2 separate regions of the Mus musculus genome follow, and region 2 is linked to region 1. A link is a loop called in an ENCODE intact Hi-C map of the cell type or tissue named here. Cell type or tissue: gastrocnemius. All regions are shown on one strand.

Region 1 (8,000 bases):
AGTGGCCCTTCCTTCTTCCCTGCTCTAAGGGAAGCCTGTTTGCACTCAGAAAATACGGGGACCCTTGGAGTTTTCCCAAACCAACTGTAGTTCTTATCAAGAACATCCCACAAGACCTGGGTGAGCTCATGCCTCATCATTCCCTCCAGACTGTTGTTGTCCCCAAACCTCAGCACTGCCTCAGTGCATCTGCAGAATTTGAATGTCGCCTTCTCAGGTCCCCTATCCACAGAGGGATGCCACAAAGGCTTGGCTTTCTCTTCACATCATTTCCACCATGTAGACATCTACCAACACCAACTCCTGAATTCATGTGACTCCCTGACTCCCTTCTGAACTGTATTATTCTCTTTATCTTACTGACCTATTGTAGACATCACAAAAGCTGAGTGCCTGCTACTGTACAGCTCCCTAAACCTCAATTTCATGAATCCTGTTCTCTGACCTCCAAGAACTGATCCCAACTGTCTGCCTTTAGCATGTTAACATTACAATTCTATGGGGTCCACCAACCCATGTCAGCAGGTTTACTGCCCAGAGCTTGGCAGCCTCCTGCCCTTCCCTCTATCCTGGGTCACAGACTCACACTACTTCCATTTAGACCCATACAGGCTTCTTTCTATACATGTACCTATCACAACCTAGAACCAGGCTTCTCTGCCTACTGCAACTATACCAGCTCATGTGACTATGGTACTACAGCAATGTGCTATACAACTGTGGTCAGTAGCATAACACATAACACAATGATGTTCCACAGATTCTATAGCTTACCAACGTCACATTGCTCAGTCAATGTTTATGCAACATAAAGGAAAATACATTTTCAATGCTTGCCCCCACTCCACACTGTTGGGTAGTGAATGGCAGGATACATGCGTTTACATATCTTACTCTGTGCCTTGATCATATCAAAGACTTCAAAGTTTTATTATTTAGAAAAAAACCTATTAAGCCTTATTCTGAAATGTCATTTTCAAAGAAAAATTAGTTTTACTCTTCTTTCCTCTTTTTTCCATACATCTCTGGCACTGTGCCTGTGCTCCCCCAAAACACGCGCTTGCTCGCACTCTCCTTTCCACCGCTGCATTACATGCATCTTATCTTGTTTCCCCTCATGATCTCACACTCTGTTTCACACGCTGCACACACACTTGCCTCCCACTTACTGACCATAAGCAGGCTGAGAGAGAACATACAGTTCCTAAGATATTACTCCTTGCTTCACTGGAAGAACCAGAAGCATCTCATGAGAACCTGTGAGCAATTCTGGAGCCCTGCACCCTGTGGGCCGCCACACCCAGCGCCCTGCAGCCAGTCCACTGCTGCAGACACACAGCCCTGCACCCTATGAGCAGATGGGCCCAGCACTCTGCAGCCAGTCCACTGCTGCAGACACAAAGCCCTGCACCCTATGAGCAGCTGGGTCCAGCACTCTGCAGCCAGTCCACTGTTGCAGACACAGAGCTTTGCCTCTGCAGTTATGTTGTCTGTATCACCCACCAAAGCTTTTTCAATTGGATTACTTTCATCCGCATGTACATCAGCTGAAATATATTTAAAAGCACATTTTAGGTTTTCTATACCTTAATGTTTTAAGTTAAATCACACATACATGTATATGTGCACACACAAACTTGAACATATATACACACCTGTACACAAATGCATGTCTATAACTAACACACACACACACACACACACACACACACACACACACACACACCTTTCTTCTAGGGGTTTTCAATACTCATTTTATCTCACTTACTATTCTCTTTTGAACTTTTGAACTTTTCCTAATCAAATTTCTCCTAAGAAGTTTGCCCTAATTTTGCACTACCATTCTTCTGAAACCAACCATGCCACACCCACCAGAGACTCCAAGGCTTAGCTCCTCCACCAGCCAGGCCCCAGGCTCCACCCCATGACTCAACAGCTCATCAGTCTGCTGCCTCCCTCCTTTCGTAGTCTCTACTCTTTCATTTTTATTACCTCAAACTCCACACTAGTCTATGCTCAAAAAGTGCTTCTTACAGATTGAAAGGCATTACAGTCCTGTGCAGACTCGCCCTCAGCACTGGGCCTCTGCCTGCACCTTGTTCCCCCGTTCCCTGGCAACACCGACATCCCACCTCCATCATGTTTCTGCAGCAGCAGCTTCCAGCACAGAGTGTGAGCTTGAATTCCTCCTTCACCACATTTCAAGGCTCAGGGACTGAGTGCCATCTCCTCAGAGAGGCCTTGCCTCAATACCACACCTCTTCATTGCTCTCTACTCCCCATCGCTCCTGACTTAACTGTAAATTCTATATGGCAAGACTTTGCTACAACTCAAGAATTCAGAACAATGCACACAATTAACTCACACTGAATAAATATAAAAAATATAATAGACATTTCAGACTTGGTATTAAATTAAGTATACCTACCTGAGATGATTTTTTGCAAATGTCTGGAAATGTTTGGGTTAGCATGACTAACACACAGCAGTAATACATATGAGAAGCCACACAACAAAGATCTCTATGCCTAGACTGTCAAAACTGTTGAGGTCAAGTTACTGTTGCATTAATGGTGGTGATAAGAATTGTCTTCCTATTTTATTGGTTATGTTAGAAACATAATTAGTTTTTAAGGAATTTTACAAATAAAAAGTTATTGCGATGGCTAATGGAGAGTAGATGTCAACATCTTATTTTACACTGTGTGTCTTATGTGCTAATGTGCAGCATGGGGGCAGGTCAGAGGACAACCTTCAGGAGAAGTTTCTCTCCTTCCACCACATGAGTACCTCTGACACAGCTCAGCTCATTAGGCTTGGCAGCAGGCACCTTCTCACCAGCCCAAGAATGGCTGTTTTAATGTGAAAGGAATCTCAGAGAAAATTGATGTCATGTTCCCAAATAGACTGTGATTTCACTGCCTTATTTATAGCACTTAGAAATTTAGTTAGTATTCTGAAGAAATGTGTCTACTTCCTGAAAAAGAAGTTGCAATGATTTTAAGCAAAACAATACATTAAGGGGTTAGCCTTCTAGAAAATAATTTTTCACTGAGAACTTCAAGCTTCACTTCGCTTGGTGCTCATCAGAAGGTTTAAACTCTTTTGTGGGGCCCCAGGGTATACAAGGTATATCTCACCAAGGATGTAAATATAACACAAGAACTGCTGTGTCTCAAAAATTAATACCTTGATTAGAGATACAGATTTTATTGATTTCTATAACTGAGGTTGTCCTAAAGATACATTGGCCTGTCTAGGATGAGTCATGGAGACCGGGATAGTCTATAATATGCACTGAAGGTCAATTAAAGTGTTTATTCCTACAACAGAGGGGAGTATGGTGTATGTTCCCTTAGGTGAGCAGACTGCCTTTCATTCACCTGATCTATCCAGCTTATACATCTGTTATATGGAATAAGATTAAGTATGGTGAATTGAAAAAGCACAAGATTTGGGGCTTGAACAAAGATACAGTAGCCAATGAGTGTGAGTGTCTTTTTTGCAGTACTAAGACAGTCAGCCAATGAGTGTGCAGCCCTAAGACAGTCAGCCAATGAGCATGAGTGTCTTCTTTGCAGCACTAAGACAGTCAGTCAATGAGTGTGCAGCGCTAAGACAGTCAGCCAATGAGCATGAGTGTCTTCTTTGCAGCGCTAAGACAGTCAGTCAATGAGTGTGCAGCCCTAAGACAGTCAGCCAATGAGCATGAGTGTTTTCTTTGCAGCACAAGACAGTCAGACAATGAGCATGGGTGTCTTCTCTGCAGCACCAAGACTTAAGGTCTTAGCTGCCAGTGTTTGGACAGTGGGGTGTTGCTGGAATGTTGAACATCTACAACAGCTGTACCAAGAAAAGCATCCCAATGTAAATGAAAGAAACAGGGCCAGGTCAGGCTACCAAGGTGACTCTCACATAGGATGGATCAAGAGGAAATGTACTACTGGTTCCTATCAGATGGTACACACCAGGCCATACATGTGGCCTCTATGGCCAGGATCCTGACAGAATGCTAAACAGGCTTCACAGACCACACTCCATACGCTTACCACAGGTTTCCTGCTTCAGTTGCCTCTACCAACCTACAAAAGACTTTTATTGAACTAATTTTTAAAAAAAATTTTTTTAATGTTTTGAGTCTTCCGATTTGTAATTCTCCTGCCTTAAAGTTCTGAGATTTTAGGTATGCAACACCACACCAAGATTTAACTAAAAGATTTTAAAATTTGTTATCAGATTCTATAACCACCATCACATTCCTTACTATTTTCTCTGTTGTACTAAAAAGCTAAATGAATTTCTACACCATATCCCTTGCAAAGAGCTGCGTGTTAGTAGAAGTTTCATTCTTCTTTATACTAATCCTAAACAGCCAAACGTATTGAGTTTGTAGTTTTAATTCTCCATTATGCTTTTATGTGAAGTTTGAATTTAATGCTTGACATTGTAATTTAAGGCAAATAGTATACTAAACATTTCTAAATTCTATCTTTGTTAGCTATCAATACTAAATTTTGCCATTACTTCACAAGACCTGAGAAACACCAATAAATGCTTCCAGCTGTTGGATCTTATTTACAAAGAACAAACAAGAGTTTCAATTTTGTTATTGGGTTTTTGGTTGGTTGGTTGGTTGGTTGGTTGGTTGGTTGATTTTAAGACAGTTTCACTATGTAGTCCTGGATGGTCTAGAACTGGCTATATTGACCAGATTAGCTTCAAAGTTAGGGCAATTCTCTATAGGTGCATGCTGTACCACACTCAGTTAAGAAAGTCTTGAATAAAATACTAAATATTAGAACCTTAAATATCATAAGTTAGCACATTTATTATCAACCAACCTTTTCACAAGTCAACGGTGCAGTGCCACCTACTGGTTAAAATAGTTCAATCCTCTTTTTAAACCTTACAAGGGAGAATTTCAAATCTAATCAAAGTGCAACCCAACACAATAATAAAAGTCCACATCCACCAAGCTTTAGCTGTTTCCAACCTGTGGCTGACTCCATTTAATCCCGACTCCCACCCAGTCTTTCCACACTTCCCAATTATGCAATGAATCCCAACCAGCACACACGACTTCAGCGCAATCCGTGGGGAGCCATCAGTGTTTTCCTCCAGGACTAGGAGTGAAGACGTCAATTTGTCTCTGCAAGTCCGCAAACACCAACAGCATGAGAATTAGGGCATGACGAAGAACACGCTCTCTCTTAGGTTTATTCGTTAAATTGAGTGACTTCTCTAAGAGAAGACACAGATAGGACCACATGGAGCCCAGAGATCCACTACGATATGAGGAAAGCATGTCTGTCTGTCTGTCTGTCTGTCTGTCTGTCTGTCAGCAGTGTTTGCACCGAGGAATCTTCCTCTAGATATCCCCACCCCAGCTGGGGGTCCTTTCCAGTTTAGAAGTTCTGCAAACATTTCAGCACACAAAAGTATGCTGAAGCACACAGACTCCATAGTACACTGCTTCTTTAAAGTAATGTAAAGACAGCGTTACACAGGTATACCTTTGTGTGTAACCTGCACCTTTATCCACACTTCATGAAACATGCAATGTGTTTTTCAATCCAATGTGAACTTATACATGGTCTGTGTATAACCCATTTTCTACCTATAAGTGTTTTTCTTGTTTTTTTTTTAAATAACAAAACACAAATGTCTTCAGATTCTCACATCACAAACCCTCACTTGCATAATTAAGTTCTCTTCAGATAAAGTCAGGAATGCTCTATGCCACATACTGATTTTAAGAACTAAATAAGCAAACAAATTATATAATCCAGTTATACTGTAATAATGCATTCCAGAATAATCCATACAGCTCCTACAAACCAAATCACTACCAAAAATTAAATCAAAATTAGAGACAAACTAGTTAGTACTATAACATGTAAAAAAAAAAAAACAAAAACCAAAAAACAAAAACCAAGAGAATTAAACAGATTATAACCTCAGGAACAGGGCTTATAAGTTAAATATAAATTATCCACAACAACTTCATTTAACCATAAAAGAGAGATCCATGCTGGAAACTGTGAAATGCATTAAAACATATATGCTTTCAACTATAGGACTTCATTTTTAAGTTTCTTGTGAGTCCAACATTATTATTACTGACAAGTTTTTGAAGATATTCTAAGAATATGCAAATTAAGTCTACTTAAAATCAACGTAAATGTCATGGCTTGAGAAAACTGAGTGTCTTCCTCCCAAACTGAACGTGACTTCCACGCTGAAGCCAGGCTGACTGCCCCACAGCAGAACCCAGACAATACTGAACTCCTCCACTTGCCAAGTTTTACGTTTTAAATTCTTTTTAGTCCTTATTCTCTACAACCAGCTTAGGGATTCATTTATTGCCTGACGTATACCTGATCTCCTGTGTTTAACGATGGCGGTGGTGTGGCTCTTAGTGTATAATCCCACTGCATATTCCCAGGAGAGCAGCAAGAGCAGCAAAGGCCCTCTCTCTGAGGACCACAGAAATGCCACTTGAAAAAGGAAAGGGACCAGGGGAAATGGGATGGGGTGGGGGTGGTAACAACTGTGGGTTTGAAAGGGGAAGTGAATATGATCATTTGATATACAACTATAAAAATTTCACAATTGAAACCCATTATTCTATATGATTAATACTTGCTGAAACAACAACAATTAAACCCAGAAGTTTCCATCTCAGGAACTATTGGCAAAGGTTCTGTATTTTTAAGTCGCCGTTTCCCTGACACTGTAAATGTCATCCAAATTGTGCTTCTTTAACCAAGTAATGGAACTGTATGGGAATCAGGCCCAAACTGGCACTGATAATAGTTCAGCCATCAAGGTCACTTTCAGACCTCTAAGCACTCAACATAAGCACTCCATACCCTACACCAACACTGGAAGCAACCCAGCACACAGCACTCAGTCCCACCCAGCTACTAGTGCTGCCACGGCCAAGGGAAAGCTCCTCACTCACGCTGTGTTGGCTCTCGATCTCCTCATGCTTCTGTTGCAGGGCCTGGGAGGCCCTGATCGAGTCACCAATGCCCCACTGTGCTCTCAGTTGCTCAGATCCAGGCCCTTCAAGCCAGTTCACAACCTACAAATGAAAAGGTAAGATGAGAATAACCAAAAGCTTTAAGATTTTCATTCTCATTAGCTTCCCGTCCCCAAATTCCTGAATTCTCCGAATGTTTATAACTTAAATCATTTAAGTTCTATTTAAATATCTATTAAATATTTAAAAAATCACATGTAGTAAACGTCTCATCTGGAATCACATATTTACACTGGGGTATCACTACCAGAAACCTGAACTTGGAAAAATGGACACTGTAGCTAGCACTTAGCTTTCAGCTATCTGACTATCTGCCAGGCTGAGGGAAAAATAACAAGTAAAAAACCAACAAGAGAGAACACTGAGCTGCTTCTACTAAAGAGGGTTAAATTCTGCTTAGGTTAAGAGACCCAGAACTACAGGATTTAGGGTTGGGAAGGACGTCAGGAATGATATTGGTCAAAGGTTTTAACTAACACCTCAGAAAACTGAGTCTCAGCAACTAGGTAACTTGTTCAAGGTAACAACATACTATTGAAAACCAGGACCAAAGGGAGGATTCAGCGGGATGTTCTTTCCAAAGCCCTAAAAACAGTTAAGTAACAAAGTGAAAATACTACTGAACAAACTACAGAATAAGACTACTTTAATATGTTCTAGGTGTCTTCCTAGGATAAACTAGACATCTAGACTTCTGAGGAGAAGCCCCACAAACTCTGCTCAAGTGACTATTAGGGGAATCTATAGTTTACCAGGATGGTGGGACCCAGTCCTCATCTGCAGTGTCACAGAGGCAGGTGTGAACCATCTGGGGTAGATGAGTCACTCTAGCATCACAGGTTCATGCTCCCTCATGACTCACGGAACTGAAAGATGCCCCACTTTGTATTCCACCAGATAGTAACAGTTCAGACCTGGCTCTGGGTGAATTTTAGTAGAAGCAACATTACCAAG
Region 2 (8,000 bases), 120 kb before region 1:
TTTGTTGTATGAACTTTTCTTAGGGAGATGGGAACGAATGTCTACTTATACTGTATATGACAGACTGAAGTAGATTCACTCAAGGTCCAACCTGGGAAACCAATGAGTTTGTTGGGCTTATTTACAGAACATGGACTAGGAGTTACATATAGGAGCATGGGTGACCACAAATCTGCCACCTCAATGGAGAGTCTTACCACAGCATAGATGGCAACCTTCCCATAGCTTAAGAGATGGACTCTTCCCTTCAATTAACTTGCTGCACACACTATATTCTCTAGCTCCTCCTGAGATGATGAGACTATGTGCATGTAGGGGCAAATTATATTATCTAAGTACCAGAAGCAATGACTGGAACTCCAGGTGAGGGGCCAATGACATTTGTTTCCTCTATTATGAGAAAATATCAACAGCCAGCAGGTCTTGTCTTGACGGTGTCTTACAAGTAGCCACAGCAGCTCTGAAGAAGTTAAGAGCTCTCATGCTCAGAAACCTAGTCTCCAGCAGATCAGCCACTCTACAGTTTGTATTTCGTGCTTTCAGTGGCTCGAATAATTAATTAGAAGGCACCAGACTGTTTGGGTAAATACACAGTGAGATAGACATGCTTCTTAGCCTCAAGGAATTTTAATTGGGCAAAGAAAAATAAATCTACTGAGAAATGACTGCCACAAGGCTGAATATGTTCACCGCCAAAAGATATCTATAGTCATGTGGAAGAACACATGGAAGGACATCCAGTGGACATATTCATGACTTAAAGGTCCACTGACAGATTTACTTACTATTAATTACTGGAAAATTACTGGAAAAAATGCTTACTGGTAAGTAGGAGGAAAAGGAATATCTCTATTTGTATTTGCAGCACTGGAGGTAGAATCCAGGACCTCACAGACACCAGGCAAACACACTACTATTGAGTCGTAGGACCCCAAATTGAATATCTTGACAATCAGATGATTACACCTGAACCGGGTTTAGCGATCTTGTGATGAATGATGTTAAAGACTTTCCATACTTTTCAATCAGGTATTTATTTAATACTTCTGTACGAACAGTTTGCCCACCTTCATTGACCATATGCTAAGGTTGGAACAACCTGGCCTCTGAGCTTTAAAGTCAAAGGTTCTAACCCATATTCATTATTCTCTCGGAGGGACAGAAGGCAGGTAGAGTAAATGAAGATATCATCATCAATTATTTGGGTGAGATTCGACTTAAGATAACCTTTTCAAGTTCTTAAATATTTTCTTATATATTCTATAGTAGATGATATATAATAACAGTATTATGCATTGTATGTACACTACTATACATTGTGAGCACACACACACCTCAATGAACTCTGGCTCTCTCTATTGTTTCTGACACTCTTCACATCTGATCTGAGTTGTATCCCTCCACACCTTAGGCAATGACTTAGCCTACACCTCCCAAGTATGGCTGGTTTTGCATCTTCCAGCATTTTTCCCCCTTCCTTGTGTGTCATCCTTCCTAGCTCCACTCAGTGGTTATCTTCCTTGATACATTTTTCCTGACAAGGTTCTGGTCGGTGCTCCCCACTGCATTGGGCTTAACCCATCATGGCTTTCCTACTGTTCACCATTCTGTCTTATAAATTCCCCATGAGGGACCAGAAGGCTGAGACCATGCCTGTCACTGGCTTCACTCAAGTACCGATCTGACACTGAGAATCAGCAGGAATACCATATACTATTCAGGATGTAAGAAGCTAGATGGGAAAGCAACTGTTCTAGTTATTTATAAGAGAAAAGAAGTGGCTTTTTAAAATAGGAATCCGCGGGGCTGGAAAGATGGATTGGTGGTTAAGGGCCTGTGTTGCCTTTCCAGAGGACTGGACTTTGGTTCCCAAGGATGCATGTCCGGCAGCTTACAACTGCTTACAACTCCAGCTCCAGGGGATATCATCCCCCTTTCTGGCACCTACACTCATGTGCACACACACACATACATACACACACACACACACACACACACACACACACGTACATACACTTACTTAAATCTTTTAAAAAGAGGACTCTGAGACACAGTGCTCAAGAATTAAACAGCTAAATCTAACTTTTAAAAAAAATCTCTAACAATTAGTATAATTTCCAGATTTTTATTTACATCATTTTAAGAAATTCTTTCTCAATAATATTTTTTAGGTTCTCTATCTGGGCATGTTTCCTCTTTGAATCTGTTCAATAATTAGAGCATTGTAATTGTTTTCTACCAATGTGCTTAAAATGCATGTATTTTAAGTGGTAAATGAGGAATATGTAAATGGAAAAAGTACAGCAAATGTCATGCTTAATTATTTTGCTTTTATGTCAAACAGAAATGTGGCTTCAGGCACTACTGTCTTGTAATTGTTTTGAAAAGCAACCACACTGTCTGAGACACCACATTTGCAGTCGGGATGGGGAAGCGATGGAAGCCATGTCACTTCATTTCCTATGAATACTTAGGGGTTTCTTTGAATGCCCCAAAATTCACTTCACCTTTGCATTCATACTGACCATCTGAAGATCAGACCATGTTCATGATATAGACTTGGCCTCATCTTTTCTACTTGCTTCCCTCAGAGAAATCACGTGCCTGGGAACAGAAGGTATGGGCAAGAAACTTGATAACCCAAGGGCCACGCTTGACAGATCTGGGTTCAGTCATGACTGTTGCATAAATAAAAAGTGCATGCTGTTCTGATCTTGAAAGACGCTAGATATTCATCCTTGCTCCAGTCAGTCACAAACCCCAAACAGTTGTAACTGTGTCTTGGATGGTCTACAGATATTAATACAAGTCCACGAAAATGCTGGAAATATAGCACACATGATAAGCCACAACTGAGAAGGATGAAAACTTGGAGGGATCAAGGAATGTTCTGTAACAGATATGATGCTCACATTTCAAGCTATGAAGATACAATTCAGAGAGACGGACTCTTCTCCAGTCAGCTCATACTCACGGTGATGGTGGTGGTACCATCAACAATACTAGTTAATTTGTTGCTGAATGATTCAACAAATGGGTTCACCAAATACAGTAGGAAACTCTGAAAAGGAGGTATATCAATTCCTTAAGTAGCCCAGTTCAATCTCTGTGTGGGTTTTAGAGTCTGGTCTAGGACAAACATAGCAACATTCTCAAGGCCCATGTCTCAATATTGCCACCTGCTGCTAAGTCCAGATTCAAACAGCCAGCTCTCCAGAGCAATACAATGCTCACATTTTCTCTGCTTGAGAAACAGACTCACTAATTCTGAGTAACTGTCCCAAACTCCTAAGCAAATTACAAGGTATCAGCTGGGTTACTGAAGTCATGAGACAAAGGCATTGGGGAATTTGTTCTCAGTGTGGACAGTTAAGGGATCATTACAGCTTACTGGATCTCAAAATTTGGAAATATACTGACCAATAGACTTTCTGCATATTATCCTCAGGATTAGGAACAGAGCCTGTCACAGAGAAGTTGTTCAATAAATATTCACTAAATACAGAAATGTTTAAAGATGGAGGAATTGTTGCTGTGGATTTACTACACTGCTTATTCAGTGACTTTGGTGGTGGTGTGGTGGTGGTGGAGTGTGTGTATGTATGTGTGACAGTGGTGGTGGTAGTGGTACGTGTGTGTGTTTGTATGTATGTGCATGTGATGGTGGTGGTGGTAGTGGTGGTGGTGTGTGTGTGTGTGTGTGTGTGTGTGTATGTGTGTGTACATGTATGTGTGTGATGTTGGTGGTGGTGTGGTGTTTGTGTATGTGATGGTAGTGGTGGTGTGGTGTGTGTGTGTGTGTGTGTGTGTGTGTGTGTGTGTGATGGTGGTAAGGTGGTGGTCATAGTTGTCATGGTGATGTGTGAAGGGTGTGGGGTGCAGTGATGTGTGGGTGTGGTGATGGTGGTGTGTTGGGAGTGAGGGGTAGGGGTAGTAATGCTGGTGGTGTACAGGCACACATGTGAAGATGGATGTGTAGAGGTCAGAGAATGTTGTCAGACTTCCCACTCTGTCCCTCTCTGCCCCATTCCCCAAGAAAAGGTCTCTCAAGGTACTCAGAGCCAAACAGTCAGCCACCAAGCTCCCATTATCCTGCTATCTCTGCCTTCCATAATGCTGAAGCTCCAGGCATGCACAGGACTATGCACGGCTTCTTAGGAAAACCCTGGGATCTGGACTCCTTGCATTGGTGCAGCAGGTGCTCTTACCCTTCAGTCCTCACAGAGGACATTTTAAAGCCGCTATCTCACTCTTTAGTAAGCTGGCATTCACACATCCCAGTGGCTCATTTGCTCACCGCCCCAGCATGTTCTGTTTAGTGGCATTTGACATAACATGAATAATTTCAGCCAATGAGTTTGTTTACTGAGATTCTAATTCACATCTCTGTGGGGAAAGAGCTCTCAGGCAGAGGCTTCTTTGTCCCTCACAGCACTAACAGGCACGCTTGCCTGTGTGCTCTCTTGCCCCTCTGTCTTGTATGCCAAGAATAAAGGACCTGACCTCTCTAGCATGTCACCTTTCTCAGTGTAGGCTCTGCAGCTAGCAGCCTTCCCAATCAGAGGTTATATCACCCACTGAGACAAAAAGCAGGCTTGCTTACTGCTTGCTATAGACCAGCAGATTCCCTGAGTGGAGAGTTCCTCTCCTCACCCCTTCCTCTGTGGACATCAGCCATATTGGAACTGGACACACAGAGCTCATTTGCATGGTGTCACCCAGCTAGTTTGTTGCTGCTGGGTCATCAGTCAATGCTGACCCGTAACCTATGCATCTGCTGCCAGCCTCCCTGGAAGGACAGCCTCAGAGCCTGAAAGTCGGAGAAACCAAGTCCTCAGTGCTTGGGAGCATGGCCTCACCTACAAACAGAAGTCCACACAGCAAGGAAGCCCAGCATCCTCCAGACATGTCACAGGCAATTTTCAAAGGGAAAAACATAGCACTTCTGAGATAAACAACTGATGATGTAAATTAAGCACTACCCTTCTTGCTAGTACATACAGAAAGTCTAGCCTAGAAAATTATTTTAAAGACTTTTGATAATATAATTTTTTAAAACCAGCCCTCAAGAGATTTATTGATGAGTTTCCTGCATATATATATATATATATATATATATATAGGCAAGGAGAATCTAAAATATGAATCAGGAGGAAAAATATCACTTAAAAGTCATAAGAGGAGTTTAGTTCTTAGCTTACAGAGACTTACACTTTACAGTTTCATTACTTCTTTTCCCTTAATAGCATAGAACATTCATGTGGATGCATAATTAACCATGCATTCTACAAACACTGCCATTAGCCACACCCCAGTTCCCAGATCCATCACCCTTCACACTGAGTTACTAGTTTTTAGTTTGGATATTATTTCCTTACATAAGAAAGACCTTTAAGCCTTTCTGAGTTCCTTCTGACCACAAACTAGAGGACTGGTCAATGTCAGTCGACTTTATCAGTTGAACAAATGATGAGATGACACAGGGAACATAGAAATATACTCTTTCAGGTTGTGAGCATTTTGTTTTCCAGACCAGACTGGCATTTTGTATGAGATTCGGAAAGTATCTGCTCTTGACTTGTCCTCCCCTTTCTCCTTCTTGGCTTCCTCCTCCTCTCCTCCATCAACCCAGCTGCTCAAACTTTTACAAGTTCCCACGGGGCCTGAGAATAAAGTCAGATGATAAACAGCCATGATAAGGTACCAAATAATGACTGTAGAGAAGCCAAGACAATGAGAGAACAAGAGAGTGAGAAAAGGAGGGGAAACATCTGTGTTTGCAAGGCTGGGAGCTATGAAGCTTCTATTAGAAGCATTGTTTTATTCAAACATACTCTGTTCTGCTTTCCCTTAGCGGCCAGTAAGAGTTGACCTGAAACAGCTAACTCATTCTGTAGATTAAAGGTGTGGTGGAGATTTTAAAACCTCTTACCTAAAAATTGGGCTGCTAAAGAGAAAAATAACGAGTAATTAACATGTACTTAGTTCAATATCTCCAGCTCTGCGCTGTATCTGTTTCTTGCGTGAAAACAGTAAAATCCCCCAAAAGTTCAATTAGCCAAGGAGTCCTTCTTTAAGAGGTCTACTGTAACTCCATCCTCTCTGTCTTAGAATTTTACTACCCAGATTCTCCAAGGATTCCAGAGCAATAATGTAAGCCTCCAGGAGCTTCCCCCCCCCCATCCTCTGCTTTTTATCCTGTCTACCTTTAAATTGCTAATATGTCACTGGTCAAGCAATTTCAATGCAGCATCTGGAGGTCTATGTGACAGTGTCAAAGGTCCAAAGCCCTTCAAATAACATCACCAGCCACACACACTGAACACCACCTGTGCACATAAACAACAGCGACGTATTGCTCATGACTCTGAAGGCTGGAAAGCTGAAATCAGGAAGAAAGGGGGTTCTACTGTGATGAAGGCCATGTCCTTGGCTGCAGACTAACCTCTGGTGCTCTCATGTAGTGGGCAGAAGGCGAGGTAGAAATCCTATCACAAAGACTCCACTCTCTGACCTAAGAACTTCTGACTGACAAATCACAAACATCACCACCCCAGGAGCACCCGCTCCAACAGTGAAGGCAGGTAGCCAGTCAAGGAGACCCACTGATGGTCCGTGTCAGGACTCCCTCTTGCCTTACTTAAAAATGTAAGACCAAGGCAAAATGTCTGATGTGAAGCAAGTTCTGACCTTAGGGCTGGCTTCATATGAAAATTATGTTCAAAGACATAATATGCATGTATTTCTACCTAATAAATGAAAGAAAAGTGTTTTAACGTGGATCAGGGATGTACCTCAGTTGGTAGAGTGCTGGGTGAACATGCACAAATTTCCAGTGTTATAGAAACAAGGTGTGGTAATGCATGCCTGCAGTTCCAGCACTCGGAAGGTGGACCCAGAAAGGTCAGATCATTGGGAGTTGGAGGCTAGCCTGAACTACTCTTTAAAACAAACAACAAAAGGGCATATTGGCAACATTGCTAAGGTTTCTTTTTAACTGGATATATTTTATGATATTCCCTCATGTCTGTGAGAAACATTTTAAAGTAGAGAAGAGTGTTGATCACAAACAGACAATCGTAGCTCTAAAATGAAACCTTTTAAAAGTCATTTTGTTGTTATTGCTTATGTCTTATATATATATGACAGGTCTCACTGTAAAACTGCCATGGAATAAGCAGACCAGCTGGACCTCAAACCCACAGCTTCCTGAGTCCTAGGGTTCAAGACACCTGGCTTTGGAGTTATTTTAAAATTTTACTTGTTATATATCAAAACACAATCTCTTAGTTTTGAAGTGCTTCCCTCAGTTTGTTAGCTTTTCCAGAAAGTTAGCCGTTGATGACATGCCATGGCCAGCTAACATAATAGGTCTCTTATTGGTTAGACTGAGTCCCTACAATTGTCAACTTGGCCTTACACTGACCTTGTTAGCACTGGTAAAAAAGTCATTTGCCATCGATAACCAGGCTTTCCTTTCCACCATGAGTCTTCCAAATTCTTCTTGAAGCCGATTCAGTTTCTGGTTAGAGAGCTGTAGATGTTCCTTTCCTGCCAAGTCCTTGGACAATAGAATCCCCAAAGCCTGGCTTTTCAGCTTCTCTACGGCCGAATCCCATTCCTACAAGAGAACATTCTCTTTAGTGACTGCACACAGACTCTGACATGAGTTGAATGTTTGTGCCTCTGTCCCCCAAATCCAAATGTTGACATAGCATCCCCAAATATGATGGTTTCAGGAGGTGGAGCTTTGGGAAGTCATTAGGTCAAAGGGTAGAAACTGTGTTCTAAAGATAGTATTTCTATAGCACTTTCTGCTATCTGAGAACACAAGGGGAAGTTAGTCTGCAACCCAGGAGAGAGCCCTCATCACAATGGAACCCTTGTCCCTTCCCAATCTCAGTCTTCAAACCTCCAGAATCTTCCAGAATCATGAGGGATGCATTAGTACTGTTTGTAAGTTTTCTTGTCTATGTTACTTCAAGTTATAGCAACTAAAA

The links. Peaks named below come from ENCODE experiments on the same cell type or tissue, not always from the same donor. Only the 100,000 strongest peaks of a DNase experiment are listed, where the experiment ranks them.
Region 2: a loop joins it to region 1, with 2.2 times the contacts of the local background. A loop is called at or near these places in 5 of 42 quality-filtered maps.

Annotation. Positions count from the first base shown.
Region 1 is chr2:77,199,241-77,207,240 of GRCm38, forward strand. Sestd1 (SEC14 and spectrin domains 1) reads right to left here. Exons shown (of 18, transcript NM_175465.6): 10 at 6,966-7,088. Gm35266 (a long non-coding RNA gene) reads right to left here and starts at 6,959. Exons shown (of 2, transcript XR_374739.1): 1 at 6,379-6,959; 2 at 357-5,150. In gastrocnemius, a CTCF peak has its summit at 4,873 (motif pointing left); no DNase peak of the experiment used is centred here; H3K27ac peaks cover 844 bases.
Region 2 is chr2:77,081,644-77,089,643 of GRCm38, forward strand. Ccdc141 (coiled-coil domain containing 141) reads right to left here. Exons shown (of 24, transcript NM_001025576.3): 7 at 7,427-7,621. Among named protein-coding and RNA genes, the nearest start is that of Gm39862, 15 kb to the left of the region's middle. In gastrocnemius, a CTCF peak has its summit at 3,185 (motif pointing left); no DNase peak of the experiment used is centred here.